2 separate regions of the Homo sapiens genome follow, and region 2 is linked to region 1. The links are chromatin contacts, found by Hi-C or POLR2A ChIA-PET in ENCODE. All regions are on one chromosome and are shown on one strand. Each heading gives the region's core, a stretch centred on a gene start or an enhancer-like site at or near the end of the contact. The rest is flanking DNA. Distances are from core to core; before and after follow the strand shown.

What was found. Hi-C counts contacts between places; a loop is a spot of excess contacts on that map. ChIA-PET counts read pairs that join two places held with the same protein, here RNA polymerase II (POLR2A). Pooled maps may share reads with other maps.
Region 2: a loop to region 1 is called in a pooled map, with 2.6 times the contacts of the local background. The contact joins the promoter of STMN1 here to the promoter of KDM1A in region 1. A Hi-C loop is called at or near these places in 1 of 50 pooled maps. POLR2A ChIA-PET finds 5 or more read pairs at or near these places in 2 of 52 experiments (WTC11 and activated B cell).

Annotation. Positions count from the first base shown.
Region 1 is chr1:23,014,758-23,022,664 of GRCh38, reverse strand. It overlaps KDM1A (lysine demethylase 1A), which reads right to left and starts at 3,197. Exons shown (of 21, transcript NM_001009999.3): 1 at 2,718-3,197. The coding sequence starts at 3,068. It overlaps TEX46 (testis expressed 46), which reads left to right and starts at 6,813. Exons shown (of 3, transcript NM_001242521.2): 1 at 6,813-6,893. The coding sequence starts at 6,892. RefSeq lists enhancers at 2,020-2,705, 2,706-3,393 and a silencer at 2,881-2,950.
Region 2 is chr1:25,902,166-25,910,072 of GRCh38, reverse strand. It overlaps STMN1 (stathmin 1), which reads left to right and starts at 3,654. Exons shown (of 5, transcript NM_005563.4): 1 at 3,654-3,684; 2 at 5,335-5,409; 3 at 6,260-6,432. The coding sequence starts at 5,397. It overlaps MIR3917 (microRNA 3917), which reads left to right and starts at 3,619; the gene lies at 3,619-3,711. It overlaps LOC105376885 (a long non-coding RNA gene), which reads right to left and starts at 3,523. Exons shown (of 2, transcript XR_947102.1): 1 at 3,427-3,523; 2 at 1,830-3,037. RefSeq lists silencers at 3,412-3,721, 3,742-3,831, 4,222-4,641, 4,421-4,715.

The sequences.
Region 1 (7,907 bases), core at 1,948-4,447:
AAAAAAAAAAAAAAAAGAAGAAGAAGGCCAGGCGCAGTGGCTCATGCCTGTAATCCCAGCACTTTGGGAGGCCGAGGTGGGCAGATCACCTTGAGGTCAGGAGTTTGAAACAGCCTGACCAACATGGAGAAACCCCATCTCTACTAAAAACACAATACAAAGTTAGCCGGGCATGGTGGTGCATGCCTATAATCCCAGCTACTCGGGAGGCTGAGGCAGGAGAATCACTTGAACCTTGGAGGCGGATGTTGCAGTGAGCCGAGGTCATGCCACTGCACTCCAGCCTGGGCAACAAAAGCGAAACCCCATCTCAAAAACAACAACAACAAAAAAAAAAAAACGAAGAAGAACATTGGAGAAACTGGAACCCTCATATATTTACTAATGGGAATGTAAAATGGTGCAGCTGCTATGGGAAACTGTTTGGCTATACCTCAAAAGTAAAACCTAGAATTAACATAAAACCCAGGAATTCCTAGGCCCACACCCAAAGAGAACTGAAAACATATTCACAAAATAAACTGTACATTAATGTTCACAGCAGCATTATGTAAAATAGCCAAGACTTGGAAACAAACCCCAATGTGCGTCAAATGATGAATGGGTAAACCAAATTTGGTATATCCATACAATGGAATATTATTCAGCCATAAAGAGTTATCAAGTACTGAATGAAAGCACTACAACGTGAATGAACCCTGAAAACATGCTAAAGCCAAATACAAAAGGCTACATAAGATTTTATATAAAATGTTCAGAATAGACAAATCCATAGACAAAGAGTAGATTAGTGGTTGCCAGGGACTGGGGGTAGGGAGGACTGGGGAGTGACTGCTAATGATACAGATGTCTTTGGGGATGATGAAAAGGTTCTAAAATCAATTGTGGTGTTGGCTGTACAATCTTGTAAATATGCTAAAAACCACTGAATCATACATTTTAAAATGGTGAATATTATTATACATGCATTATCCCAATAAGCCTGTTTTTTTGTTTGCTTTTAGACAGTTTCGCTCTTGTTGCCCAGGCTGAAGTGCAGTGGCACGATCTGGGCTCACTGCAACCTCTGCCTCCCGGGTTCAAGCAATTCTCCCTAACTCAGCCTCCGGAGTAGCTGGGATTACAGGCGCCCGCCACCACGCCCGGCTAATTTTTTGTATTTTTAGTAGAGACGGGGGTTTCATCATGTTGGCCAGGCTGGTCTCGAACTCCTGACCACAGGTGATCCACCCGCCTTGGCCTCCCAAAGTGCAGGGATTACAGGAGTGAGCCACTGTGCCCAGCCAATAAATCTGTTTTTAAAAACATCTTATACGTGGCTTCTGGCCACCTGTCTATTGAAATCGTAAAATAACACTCTTGACTTCTGCCCTTTATTTCATTTCTGAGGGCTGGTGTCACCAACCTCTGTGCTTTTCTAACCCATGCTTTGGTAAAAGCTCCAGAAAGTCTTGCCTCCAAAACGGTCTTTCATCCAGCACTGGTTATACTTTAGAGAGTTGGCTCAAGTAGGCAGATAAATATGAGAGCTCTCAGACTGGGTAATACTCATCTCAAGAAGCTCCCCATACACACTGACTTGGTATTCCCACTTAAAAATTATGTAGACAATTTTTTCAGGCATAAATTATATAATCTGCAAATTTTTATTTAAATGTTGACTACACGCACATATATATCCAGGTTGTTTTTTCCAACTAGACCGACCATTAAATCTCCAGAAAAGGCCCAAGTCTAAAGTCTGCGCCCTAATACTGCCCCAGTGCCCTGCACACAGTGTCCCATGTGGTCCTTTGTTTCAAGGGCTGATGATACCCTGTAACAACATGAATGTGGGAATTACATTCCACTTCCATCACTTATTTAGCTTTGTGACTTTAGGCAAGTTGCTTAAATTGTGTGCCTCAGTTTACTCATTCCTAAAATAGGGCTAGCAATACCTGCCCGTTGATATTTAACAACAACAAAAAAAAGTAATGTTGGTGACACGCTGAATATAGCATCTAGGACACAGACATTTGAGGCAGTCACTGTCTGTATATACTGTTTGGAGTCAAATCTTTTCTTCCCATATATTTGCATTTTGACTATTATTTGCTCTCTCAATCAGCAGCTTCCTCATCTGCAAAATTCTGCGCCAAAAGATCGCTGAGAGGATTTTAAAAAAGAAAAAAAAAAAGACTAGAACTCCTACCACACAGCAGGGTTTTGCTCAAACAAAAACAAAAGCAAAAACGACCCTTTCTTTTCATCTCCCCGGCTAAGGCGATTTCTTCAGCATCAACCTACAGCCCCCTCGTGCACCCAGCTGAAACGCCATCAATATCGCCCAACAGCTTCCAGACCTATCTGTGAACAAACAAGTGAGGTCTCCAAGAACGCCAACCGTAACCCCACGTCAGGGAGCCATTTTCCAGTCAAGAAAATGAAAAGGTGTGCAAGAAAGACCTAAGGAATAAAATACCCCTCCCAGCAATCATCGATGCCCCTTCCCACGTCGCTCGGGACCCAGCACAAAGACCGCAGTCAACACCGGCAAAGACTTTTCCTTTCTCACCCCACCCGTCCAGCTAGAGGGGACGTGGCGTGCGCAGCGATACAAGGGGAGGTCTGAGTGGTCGCAGGGCCCAAGACCCGGCGGCGGCGGGGGAGGGCGGAGAAGCCTCGGGGAAGCTCGGCACCAGGCGGTGTCGTTTGAGGGAAGGGTCGAGCCTTACCTTCGCCCGCTTGCGCCGGCTGGTCCGACGCCCCTCCGGAGTCTCTGCTATTCCAGTTTCCATGGGGGTCGCAGACCCAGGCACGACAGTAGGGCCGGCCTGAGGCCCTGCGGACCCCGGCGGTTCCGCCAGGCCCCCGGGGGGCGAGGCCCGCGGAGGCTCTTTCTTGCGGGGTGTGCGCTCCCCCACCGCCCCCGGCCCGACCTCGGCTGGGCCCGACAGGCCCGCGGGCTGCGCGGCCACCTCAGACCCGTTCTCGGAGCCGCCTGCTGTCCCAGGGCCAGCCTCCGTCCCGGTTGCTGCCGCTGCAGCCGCCGCCGCCGCGGCTGCCGCCTTCTTCCCAGATAACATCTCGGGCCGCCGGGCCGCCGACGGCCGTAGGGGCCGCTCGCTCTGTCGCTCCGTGGGTCCGAAAAGCCTTGCCTCGCCTCGCTTCACGCTGCCCGCGCGCCGCCAACCGCCGTCGCGTACGCACGCGCCAAGCGCGCTCCCGCCGCGCCGGGACAAAAAGGGTCGGAGACACCCACGAGCCCCGCCCCTCCCCCGCAGCCATAGAGCGGCGTTCTCGCGGCTAGAGTGGCACCGCAGCAAAGAACGTGTAGCTTGCCTAGAGCGTCTCCCCGGCGTTTGGAGTGGGACCTGGCACAGTCCGTGGTCTTAGGGCTTCTGGGCCAGACTAAACCTCCGAAGGTGACCATTTCCTCCAGGGACTTTCGGGTTTGCATGCGTGCGTTCGTTCATTCACTCACCCAATTATTCGTTAATTCAACCAGTATTTATTAATGCTTGCCTACTACGTAACAAGGGTTACATTATGAAGTTCTAGCTTTCAAAGAACTTACAGTCTAATGGGGGAAAACACTGAAATATGTTGGTAGAGCGTCTTACTTATTCATAATTGCCCTGCTTGGACTGGGCAAAAAACTTGGAGAGCACAGCAGTTTCGATGGTAGTAAAATGGAGACAAGTTACGAAATCCAGGTTTGAGTCCAGACGGAATTGCTCTTGTCTCCAAGCCTTTGTTCATGCTTTTCCTTCTGGCTGGACCCCAACCTCATTCGCACTCCATGTCTTGCGCTTCTCCCATCCCCCATGTCCCCCATCCCCCATGTCCCCCATCCTTCATGTCCCCCATCCCCATCCACATAACACCTCTTTCTACTCCAGGTTAATTCTTTCTAATAATGATAGTAGCGGTTTATTCTTTTAATTTTTCGAGGAATCCCTTGCTAACCCAAAACTGGAACAGGTCGTGTACTTTTAGCATGCGTGTACTTATTACACAAACAATTGTCTTTTTAATAGTCTGTCTCTTCGAAGTGAAATTGTCAAAAAATTATTCCATTTACATGAAGTTCAAGAACTGGTAAAACTAATCTCCAGTAATAGGCTCCAATCAGCCCTTGCCTGAGATGGGGGTCGGGGGTTGACTGCAAAAGAACAAGAAAGAACTTGCTGGGGGTGATGGAAATGTTTTATATCTTGATTAGGGTGATGGTTACATAGGTGTATATATTTGTCAAAACTCTATGAACTATCCATGTAAAACAGGTATGTTTTATGTAACTGTAGTACTTCAGTAAAGTTGTTTTTTGTAAAAAACTAAGCAAACAGACAAAAAGGCAATCAAATGTAGAAAGGAAAAAAAGTAAAAGCTATGCAAGAAAGAAAATGTATCCGAGTGGCGTGGCACGCACTTGTAGTACCAGCTGCTCGAGAGACTGAGGTGGGAGAATCACTTGAGCCTAGGAGTTCATTCAAGTCCAGCCTGAGCAACATAGTGAAACTGCGTTTCTAAAAAAAAAGAGAAAAGAAAAAGAAAGAAAATATAATCATAGTACAACATATGGCTCAGCTGTGAACTGTATTAACATGACCATAAAAACGTAAGCAGTGAATATTGTTTTATTTATTTTTTCTGTTCTTTTGTTTGTTTGTTTCTTCTTTTTTTTTTTGAGACAGAGTCTTGCTCTGTTGCCCAGGCTGGAGTGCAGGGGTGCAATCTTGACTCAATGCAACCTCTGCCTCCCAAGTTCAAGCGATTCTCCTGCCTCAGCCTCCCCAGTAGCTGGGATTACAGGCGTGTGCCACCATGCCTGGCTAATTTTTGTATTTTTAGTAGAAACAGGGTTTCGCCATGTTGGCTAGGCTTGTCTCCAACTCCTGACCTCAAGTGATCCTCCCACCTCGGCCTCCCAAAGTGCAGGGATTACAGGTGTGAGCCACCGCGCCCCGCCGAGCAGTGAATATTGTTTTAACCAAAGTGATAGAATTACATTAAGAGAATGGAGAAAAAAGAAAGTTTGTGGGGAGAAAGATGAGAAGGTTTTAAGGATTTAGGGAAGTAGGGAGGTTGTTGGGGGAGGTGCTGCTTGGGAGCTAAATTATTTTTCACCATAAAAATATAATACATAATGTTGGCCAGGCGCGGTGGCTCATGCCTGTAATCCCAGCACTTTGGGAGGCCGAGGCGGGCAGATCACGAGGTCAGGAGATCAAGACCGTCGTGGCTAACACGGTGAAACCCCGTCTCTACTAAAAATACAAAAAAACTGGCCGGGCATGGTGGCGGGCGCCTGTAGTCCCAGCTACTCGGAGGCCGAGGCAGGAGAATGGCGTGAACCCAGGAGGCGGAGGTAGCAGTGAGCCGAGATCGCGCCGCTGCACTCCAGCCTGGGCGACAGAGCGAGACTCCGTCTCAAAAAAAGTATATATATATATATATATATATATATATATATATATATATATATATATATATATATATATAAAATACATAATGTCAAAATTGAGAAATCAAAAAATAATATAAGCATACTATTTAGAAATATCAAGGTAAATACAGAAGAAACAGCTAAAAAAGTTGGAATTGGTTGTCTCTAAGGCTTGGAACTTGACGGTGGAAAGAGGTGAGGCAGTGGATTGGAGCTTGTTTTAAATCCTGTAGTTCTATCTGACTTGTTTGCACATTTAATAGTTTGATAAAACTTGAAATTAGATGTTAAAAACATACATACCCTTTGACCAAGTAATTCTACTTTCAGGAAAGCATTCTAGGGAAAGATTCAGTATGTGTACAGATTTAACTTCAACACTGTGTATCTCAGGTTATACGTAATGACGATAAAGGAGAACTAACCTAAAAACCCAACAAAGGCCAGGCACAGTGACTTGCATCTGTAATGCCAGCATTTTGGGAAGCCGAGGTGGAAGGATTGCTTGAGCCCAGGAGTTTAAGGCTACAGTGAGCTATGGTCACGCCACTGCACTCCAGCCTGGGCAACAGAGCAAGACCCTGTCTCTAAAACAATAAAAATTTTAAAAAGCCCCAACAAGTGGTAACCAATTTGATACAATCATACACCGCATAACAATGTTTCCATCAACAACAGACTGCATATGAGATAGTGTTCCCATAAAATTATATAACACATTTTTACCATACCTTTTCTACCTTTTCTATGTTTAGACAGAATTGCTACAGTATTCAGTACAGTAACATGCCATACAGGTTTGTAGCCTATTAACAATACACTATACCATATAGCCTAGGTGTGTAGTAGGCTATACCATTTAGGTTTGTGTTAAGTATGCTCTATGATGTTCACACAACAATGAAATTGCCTAATGGCGCTTTTCTCAGAATGTATCCCATCGTTCAGTGAGGCATGGTCCTAGCAAGGCATGATTCTATATTGGAATATCACAGCCACTAAAACTGATATTTTTACATAAAGAATTCCTGGCCGGGTGTGGTGGCTCATGCCTGTAATCCCAGCACTTTGGGTGGCCGAGGCGGGTGGATCACCTGAGTTCAGGAATAGGAGACCAGCCTGGCCAACAATGGTGAAACCCCGTCTCTACTAAAAATACAAAAATTAGCCAGATGTGGTGGCACTTACCCGTTTTTTCCCCAGAAATAACTAATTCATATCAGATGTTTTTATTGTGATAAAATACACATAACATAAAATTTATGATCCTAACCATTTTGAGTATACTGTTTAGTAGTGTTAGATGCATTCACATTGTTGCATAAACAATCTCCAGAATTATTTTCATCTTGCAAAATTCTGTATACATTAAACAATGACTACATTTGCCCCTCCTTCCAGACCCTGGCAGCCACCATTCTACTCTTTGCCTCTATGAATTTGACTATTGTAGATAGCTCATGTAAGTGGAATCATACGGTATTTGTTTTTTTTTTGTGACTGACTTATTTCACTTAGCTTAATGTCCTCAAGGTTCATCTATGTTGTAACATGTTAGAATTTCCTTCCTTTTTAAGGCTGGTAATATTGCGTGTATATAACATTTTATTATCCATTCATCTGTGGATGGACACTTGGGTTACTTCCACATTTTGGCTATTGTGAATAATGCTGCTGTGAACATTGGTCTACAAATATCTCTTCAAGACTCTGCTTTCAATTCTTTGGGAATACCCAAAAGTGGAATTACTATAGCAATGTATGCTTTTTTTTTTTTTTTTTTTTTTTTTTTTTTTTGAGAAGGAGTCTTACTGTTGTCGCCCAGGCTGGAGTGCAGTGGCGCGATCTCGGCTCACTGCAACCTCTGCCTCCTGGGTTCCAGCAATTCTCCTGCCTCAGCCTCCCGAGTAGCTGAGATGACAGGCGCCCGCAACCACGCCTGGCTAATTTTTGTATTTTTGGTAGAGACGGGGTTTCACCATGTTGGCCAGTCTGGTCTGGGGTGGTCCACCCGCCTCAGCCTCCCAAAGTGCTGGGATTACAGGCGTGAGCCACCGTGCCTGGCTAGCATTTTTTAAAAGCTGATGTCTTCACTGGGCACGGGGACTCACACCTGTAATCCCAGCACTTTGGGAGGCCGAGGTGGGCAGATCATTTGAGGTCAGGAGTTCGAGACCAGCCTGACCAACATGGTGAAACCCTGTCTCCACTAAAAATACAAAAATTAGGTGGGTGTGGTGGTGCGTGCCTGTAATCCCAACTACTTGGGAGGCTAAGGCAGGAAAATCGCTTGAACCTGGGAGGCAGAGGTTGCAGGGAGCCAAGATGGTACCAGTGCACTCCAGCCTGGGCAGCAGAGTGAGAGTCTGTCTCAAAAAAGAAAATAAATAAATAAAATAAAATAATAAAAGTTAATGTCTCCAGGAGGGAGAATTGCTTGAGGCTAGGAGTTTGAGACCAGCCTGGGCAATATAGC
Region 2 (7,907 bases), core at 2,405-4,904, 2.9 Mb before region 1:
TTAAATGTGCCAGGCATTGTGCTGTTTTCATTTACATTATTTCATTTAATCCTCACCACTCCCAGAGTGCAAGTGTCTAATATCACAGAAGAGACAGAAGATCACAGAAGGATGAGAGAGGTTGTTCTTTTTTTTTTTTTTTGTGAGACGGAGTCTTGCTGTGTCGCCCAGGCTGGAAGGCAGTGGCGTGAACTCGGCTCACTGCAACCTCCACCTCCCAGGTTCATGCCATTCTCCTGCCTCAGCCTCGTGCGTAGCTGGGACTACAGGCGCCCGCCACCATGCCTGGCTAATTTTTTGTATTTTTAGTAGAGACGGGGTTTCATCGTGTTAGCCAGGATGGTCTCGATCTCCTGACCTTGTGATCCGCCTGCCTCAGCCTCCCAAAGTGCTGGGATTAGAGGTGTGAGCCAGCGTGCCCGGCCAAGAGGTTGTTCTTTCCCAAAGTTCTCTGCAAACATTCAGGCGCCATCATCCTGGGCCAGGCCTGAGGATGGGCACTGCACTAGGGATACCAAGACAAAGACAGCACCCTGCCCTCTAGGACCTAATGGTCTAGTGAGGGAGATCGATGTGTAAAACAGCAGACTCATAGACAGGTTTTGAATAGAGAAGGGAGTGTTAGAGCATAGTGCTTGAGGATTAGGAGACAAAGGGAACAGAGAGACCGGGGACAACAAGCAAACCTCTCCCACGACACCCTTTGGCCGAGGACAGGCCTCGAAAGCAGCTGTGGAACTTGGAGGCGCCATGTGGGAGACAAACCCTGCAGCCTCAAGCCCAACAATGAACAAAGGCTGCCGGGCTCTCTGGCAGGAGAGGAGATCTGACAACGGCCTGGCCCGCCGTTTGATCAGTGTAGACATTCCTTCTAGACTTTGAAGCCTGAAGTGCTCTCCTTTAGCTGTCTACACAGATCAAATAAGCTGGATGACTGCCCTATCTCCACTTCGTTGTGTGGCTCCATAGTCACAGCCAGCTCCATAACAATCCAACCAAACCATCTGAGCAGAAGCAAAAATAATTCTTATGGGCAAAGATAGACAGTTCCAAGATGTGAACATTAACTCCTTGCTGCCACTTCAGAAGAGAGTGGATCTTGAAGTTCGTTTTAGGAAGCTTTCGAGAAGGGCGATTCTGCCCCTCTCCAAGGTGAAGTGGCAAAACTGTTGTCTCTCCTTACAGTTGAAAGCCCTTCCTATTCCAAGGCTTATATAGGACACCCACAAAAGCTGACAATAATGAGCTGTGATCTGGCTCTTGGGAAGGCAGCCCCACCCTAAAGAACAAGGATCAGACTGGGTGTGGTGGCTCATGCCTGTAATCCCAGCACTTTGGGAGGCTGAGACAAGAGGATTGCTTGAACCCAGGAGTTCGAGGCCAACCTGGGCAACATAGTGAGACCCTGTCTCAATTTTTTTTAAGTCAAATAATAATAATAATAATAATAATAATAATAATAATAATAATAATAATAAAAGGACAGGAATCCCACCTCAAAAGCACCTTTTTATTCAAAGGCTCATTCTAGGGGAAACTTTAACCCAGCCCTCTCAGTCCTCAAGCAGCTGTGAGGAGCTTGGAACATTGTCACAGACTGGCAGAACCAGGCATCTCCCAACAAACCCAGAAGCCAAGTGGCATTGCTAAAAAAGATTAAAAATGAACATGAGTTCTAACATCTACGTTCCTTGCTATGGTTTCCATGGAAATAGACATCTGCTCTAGGGAGAAAGAAAATGTGGGGGGAAGCAGTGTAAGTGCTTTCAAATTATCAGTGTTTTGAAAGATTTATTTCTTTTTTCTGTCACAACATTAATAGTCAGGAATGTGAGACTTTTGTGTGGCAATTTATTGTACTTAAAAAAATGCATTAAATGAGTGGGACCTTCCTCTGTGAACCTCCAGATCAAATACAAAGACTTCAAGATAAAAAGCCTGTTCAGTGGGTAAGGACCTCTTGGGCTTGGGTTCCTTGCTCATTTGTGTTGCCTGCCTATCTGTCGCTTTCCTGAGGGGTCTCATGCCCATCCTTCTCCAACTTTTCTAATGATGTCTGAGATTCTGTTCAGAAAAATGACAGACGGAAGCACCTAGCCATTTTGAAGCTAAGTTTGGTCTGAGAAGAAGCCTTTCAAGGCTCAGTATCTGAATTATTCCTGGTCCTGCTCACAGGCTAAGTGAAAACCACTTCGATTGGCTTGGGGGGGAGGCCGACCCCACACAAGGGCGATTGTTGGAAAAAATGCCGCAACAAGCATATTTCAGGCAACAGCGCATTGCTAATTGTTTGCTTTGTGTAGTGTGCTGCTGCTTGTATGATCCAGTTTTTATTGTCTTGGGCACCCCTTAGTTGTATTTTATCTCTGGCACATCCCTGGTGACTAACTAGGCATGAGAGTCTTTCTAAATTAGGACTGTTGTTTCAGGAAGGTTGGTCACATTTGTTTCTTGATTTGGGGAGATGCAGCTCATTAATAAAATAAAGATATCTCTTCTGCTTAGTCAAGATCTCAAAGCAGGTGTCTTGGTGTATTGACCACCAACCGAGGACACGGTCTTGGTCAGAGAATGGGAGGAGGCGGGGACCATGTTCATTTCATTTATTTTTTTCCCCTTTTTGTGAGAGAAAGGGCCAGTTATTCTAAGGCACGGTCAGACCAATTTCCTTTGTGCCTTTGCTGAGGTTCTGAGCTATCCAGGTCAGGGAGAACAGTGACCTTGTGGCTCCTTTTTCGATTTTTAAAAAGAACCCAGTGCTGCTCTGGGGAGCACGTGCTCTGAGAACAAAAGCAACACTTAACTGCAATCTGTGTAGTCTAGAACGGCTATTGCTCTTCCTCCCCTATCATCCGCAGAAGGCTTGGAAGAACAGATGGAGTCTGCATTTAAGCTGAGTGGCTTTGTTAGACCAAAGGCGATCAAATTCCAGAGCCCCACGCTTTCCCGCACAGGTCCCTGGTCACCGGCTCGGGAACCTGAGGATGCTGGCAAGAACGCACACAGTGAGGGAAGGGCCACGCCCGCGACCTGTGGGCTGAGTGGATTAGAAATTACGATGATGTCACAATATGGGTGACACGCCGGTGTCGGTGTAGGGTGCCGGGGGCAGGGGGCCCTGCAGGGGCGTGGAGTGGCATTGTGCTGTCACAGGGGCTCGGGCGTCTTAGGCACCCATGTGGGTGGCGCACTAGAAGGGGCACTGCTCTGTCCGAGTGCTGCCCTTGGGGCGAGGCGGGCATGTGGCTCTACAAGGTGGAGTCCAGGCGGCCAAAGTTTGGAAAGGTAGGGAAGGACCCCCCCGCCCTCCGCCTGCTCCGCCCTGCCCTTGTTCTCGAGAATGGGGAGCTGGTTCGGACCTAGTCCGGGGTCCACTGCCACGCCCTCTTCCACGGCGAGACCACCCCCCTAGTCCCAGGCCCACACCTGGGGATGCTCCCCAGGCGCCCTGCAACCCCCGGCATTGTCCTCCTGCCCTCCGGGACAGGACTACACTTCCCGAGGTGCTTCGGGGTCCCGGGGGGCGGCGCTCCACGCGGGTTGTGGGGGGCGGGGGCGGCACGTGCCGCCGCTCTCGGCCAATGCGGAGCCCCGCGCGGAGGTCACGTGCCTCTGTTTGGCGCTTTTGTGCGCGCCCGGGTCTGTTGGTGCTCAGAGTGTGGTCAGGCGGCTCGGACTGAGCAGGTGGGTGCGGGGCTCGGAGGAGGCGGCGGCTGGCTGAGGCCAGCAAGAGGGACGCGGTCGGCGGGAGGGGCTGGGCCGTGGCAGCGACCCCCTGCTGCAGGGCGGCGGGCGGGGCTGCGGGCCTCGGAGGGGTTGGTGGGCGGGGGTCGCTCCGCTTTGTGTGTGGCTCGGGCGGAGCCTCGCCTTTGTCCCCGCTCTCCGGGGGCGCGGCTGTTCGTGGGCAGGGGGCTGGGCGATCACCGGGCGTCCGCTCCGGGGTGCCGTCGAGGAGACAATAGGGGGCGTGGGCCCTCGTTTACCTCCCTCCCTCCCTCCCTTCCCTGCGGGCCCCGCCGGGTTCCCCATTGTCTGAAGGGACGGGGCGGTGCCCCAGGGACCAGCGGCTTTAGGACCAAACTGCGGGCAGCCAGGGCCGCGACCCTCCCTGCGACCGTCCCCTGGCGACCGCAGCTGGTGATTGAGGGGCGGCGCTCCCGGGCCCCACGAGGGTTCTTCTGTCTTCGCGGCCGGACGCGCGGACAGCGTGGGTGGCGGCAGGTTGGGCATGGGGACGGCGGGAGGCGGTGGCGAGCTCACCGCGGGACCACCCGGGGGCCTGTTCCCGGGGCCTGCCCCACCCGCTGAACTGTGAAGGGGGTGGTGGCGGCGGCCTGGAGGTGTTTTTGGCGGGAGTTGGGGGGGGCGTCCGCGCAGGGGGAGTCAGGCAGGGGCGGAGTTACCCGGATTGGACCGTTAGCCCCGCCCACCCCTCCCCTTCCCACGCGCGCGGGCTCCGGGGTGTTGAGTTCGGGGAGATTCGAAAAGGCGCGGGGAGGAAGGGGGCGGGGCCAGGGGCCGGAGCGCAAGGCGTGCTCTGATTGGCCGGGGGCGACCGGTCCTCTTTTCCTCGCCCGGACCAGGGCCACGCCCATCCTGGGTCCGGTGCTGCGTCTAATTCTCTGCTTTTCTTAAATCTTGTCGCTGCCTCTGATTTTAATTCCTAGCTTTTGGGAACCTGTCATCCTACGTTTTTGGTACTAGCTGGCGTCTACAAAAGTCATAATGTTAAAAAGATCAACAAGAGATACAGCATTTTTCATGACATAACGGCAGCAAATATAAGTCAAAATCTAGAGGTTCATAAACATTTTGCTTGCTGTTGGGCAAGGAAGCTTAAACCTGAGGGACAATAGGAGTTCAACATTATTGGTTACTATTAGCTTGGGCGTTTTCTTATCCACCACGTCAGACACAGACAAAGCAGGGGTGGGTATTTCATTTGCACAATGAGTTGTAGGCAGTATTAAGATGGCTCCGGGGGCACTGTTGAGTTGAATCTGGAATATCTTCTTACAGTTTCGGTGAAATGTTAAAGAGTTTATGGGGGAAAAATTCTTCACCCTTGTGACTTTGTCTGATTTTAAAAATCCAAGAGTTTTATGACCGAGAAAGCTCAGTTAACTTGATTTTCTGGAACCAATATCATATTCAGGTCATATTTCCCAATGTTTATTTAGTAGATTTTGATAATTTTTTTCGTGGTTAATTTAGACGTCTTTATTCCACGTATTTTTCTGACGATGTATGTAGATGTGATGTGAGATTTTTTTGGGTTGATGACATATAGAAAGGCAAAGAAAGTGATTGCATGTTTTTGAAAATCATTTTCAGGACTTTCCTTATCCCAGTTGATTGTGCAGAATACACTGCCTGTCGCTTGTCTTCTATTCACCATGGCTTCTTCTGGTAGGTAATCTATTTGGAAAATCTGAAATTGTAATGGGCTTATGATTTTAGATTGAGATGGCTCAGGTCTTCGCCTTTGATTTGGCACTTATGTTTTGGTCTTACCAAAACCTATTTTATGAATAGGAGAAGAATTTAAAAATGATTATCACTTGAATGTGCCGAGAGCTCGTAATTGTTTATTGGACAGTTTGGCTTAGTCTGAAGCAAAATTGTGGAGTTTGCACAAGTCTTTTGTTTATGAAAGCGATTGTCAGATACTGATGTCTCAAAACAGTATTTATTAATCCAAAAATGTTGAGCTTTGTTTTTCTGGGAGATGGTTTTTATTTTTTTTGAGACAGGGTCTCACCTTGTTGCCCAGGCTGGAGTGCAGTGGCTTAATTATAGCTCATTGCAGCCTTGACTTCTGGAGCTCAAGTGGGCTCAAGCGATTCTCCCACCTCAGCCTCCATAGCATCTGGGACTATCGACATGGGCCACCACACCCACCTAATCAAAAAAAATTTTTTTTGTAGAGATGGGCTTTCCCTTTGTTGCCCAGGCTGGTCTCAAACTTCAGGGCTCAAGGGATCTTCCCATGTTGGCCTCCCACGGTGCTGGGATTATAGGCATGAGCCATGGTACCTGGCCTTGGGAAATGGTATTTAGATAATAATATCTTGCCTGCAAATACATCTTCCCCTAGTGTCAGTAGACTGATAGGAATAAAAAGGGGAAAAAAAACACAACTTTCCTCATCAGCCCTAGTTTAATACATTAAATTGATTTGGGTTTTAGAAAATTATAGTACAGTTTATTAGAACAGGAGAATCCTGGTTTTCTGAATTATAAATATAATCAATTCTAGATATCCAGGTGAAAGAACTGGAGAAGCGTGCCTCAGGCCAGGCTTTTGAGCTGATTCTCAGCCCTCGGTCAAAAGAATCTGTTCCAGAATTCCCCCTTTCCCCTCCAAAGAAGAAGGATCTTTCCCTGGAGGAAATTCAGAAGAAATTAGAAGCTGCAGAAGAAAGACGCAAGGTAAACGAAGCAATTCACAGAAAGCAGGATATTAATTTATGTAATGGGCAGATCAATTTTATTTCTATAACAGGAAGAAAACAGAATTGTAGCTACACTGTGATTATTACATATGCCAGTGACTGGAAGGAAATACCAGTCCTCATTTATTGAACTCCTGTTACATGCCCGCTCCTTTGTTTATATTTTTCTCCTTTAATACATGGTGTTGCCTCAAATAATGGAAATTAGAAACAGTTTCAGGAATGTTAAGTCGTTTTTCTGCAGTCATACAACTAGTAAGTGTTGGGGTCAGAATTCAAGCCCTGGTCTATCTTAAACCAAAGCTCATGCTTCTCTCATGCTTCCTCTTTGAAAAGATTTGTTGCCAGATGATTCTTTGGCACTTTGGTTTTGTTTTTTGAGAGCTGTACAATAACATTTTAAATTGCTAGTGTGATTGTGTTGCTCAGCTGGTATCATGGTAGCTTTTCTCTTATCTAAACAATTCTATTATAAAGTAACTATCTTTAAAAGCTAATCAGAAGAATCAATAAATATTAATATGCTAGTTGTAGAAAATTTGGGAAATACAGAAATTTATAAATGGAAATTAAAAGTATTCATTATCCCGCTTCCGAGAAGCAACCAGTGTTAACATTTTGGTGTGTTTCTTTCCATTCAATGTTACTCATTAACAACTGTACATAACTTTTCATTTAACTCCCTTTCTCAACAACCCTGATAGGATTGATTTTAAAGCTGGGGCAAGTGAGGCACAAAAGGTAAGGTAATAACCTTCCCCAGACCAGCATAGTGATTTGTAGTATACACACACACCCGCCCGAAGAGCCTCAGTGCTTACACTAAGGAGTCGTCTTCTATGCAATAGTGTGAGTTCATGGAGTAGGAGGAAGCAATACAACCAAAGGTTGGACAGTGGAAAGCTTTTTAGACATCAACCCTGGCCCTGTAGTCATTAGCCTGTGCTTTACATAGTAACTGGCTAAATATAATGAAACTCCCATCATGACTAGGATTTGGCAGAAGAGAATCAATAGAACCAGTGTCAGATGCTCTGTGGTTATCCTGCAAGTCAGTGGTTCCAATGTGTTTTGAGAACAAGCTGTTCTGTTGAAGGGGTCATACCAAGGTATGGTCTGGTAATTAATGCAGTTTCCTGAGACAAAAGCTAATAAGCCTTTTCCTTGAAACAAATTTTTCTGTCTTAAATAGTAATCTACAGACTTAGTCTTGAATTTCCTATCATTGTTTTATCAGTTATGGTTAAAATTTTTACAATGAGCTAGTTTTCTTTGGGTAGCTTTTGAAGTTAAATAGTGAAATTCTTTACAATAAAAGTGCCACTCGCAAGTACATATTCCTCAAGTCATCCAGATACCATTAAGCAGTAAATCTTACAAGGATTTCCTTAAGGACTAATTGGGTAAGATTTCTGAACAGATAAGCACTTTTCCAAAGTTAAATACAAATAC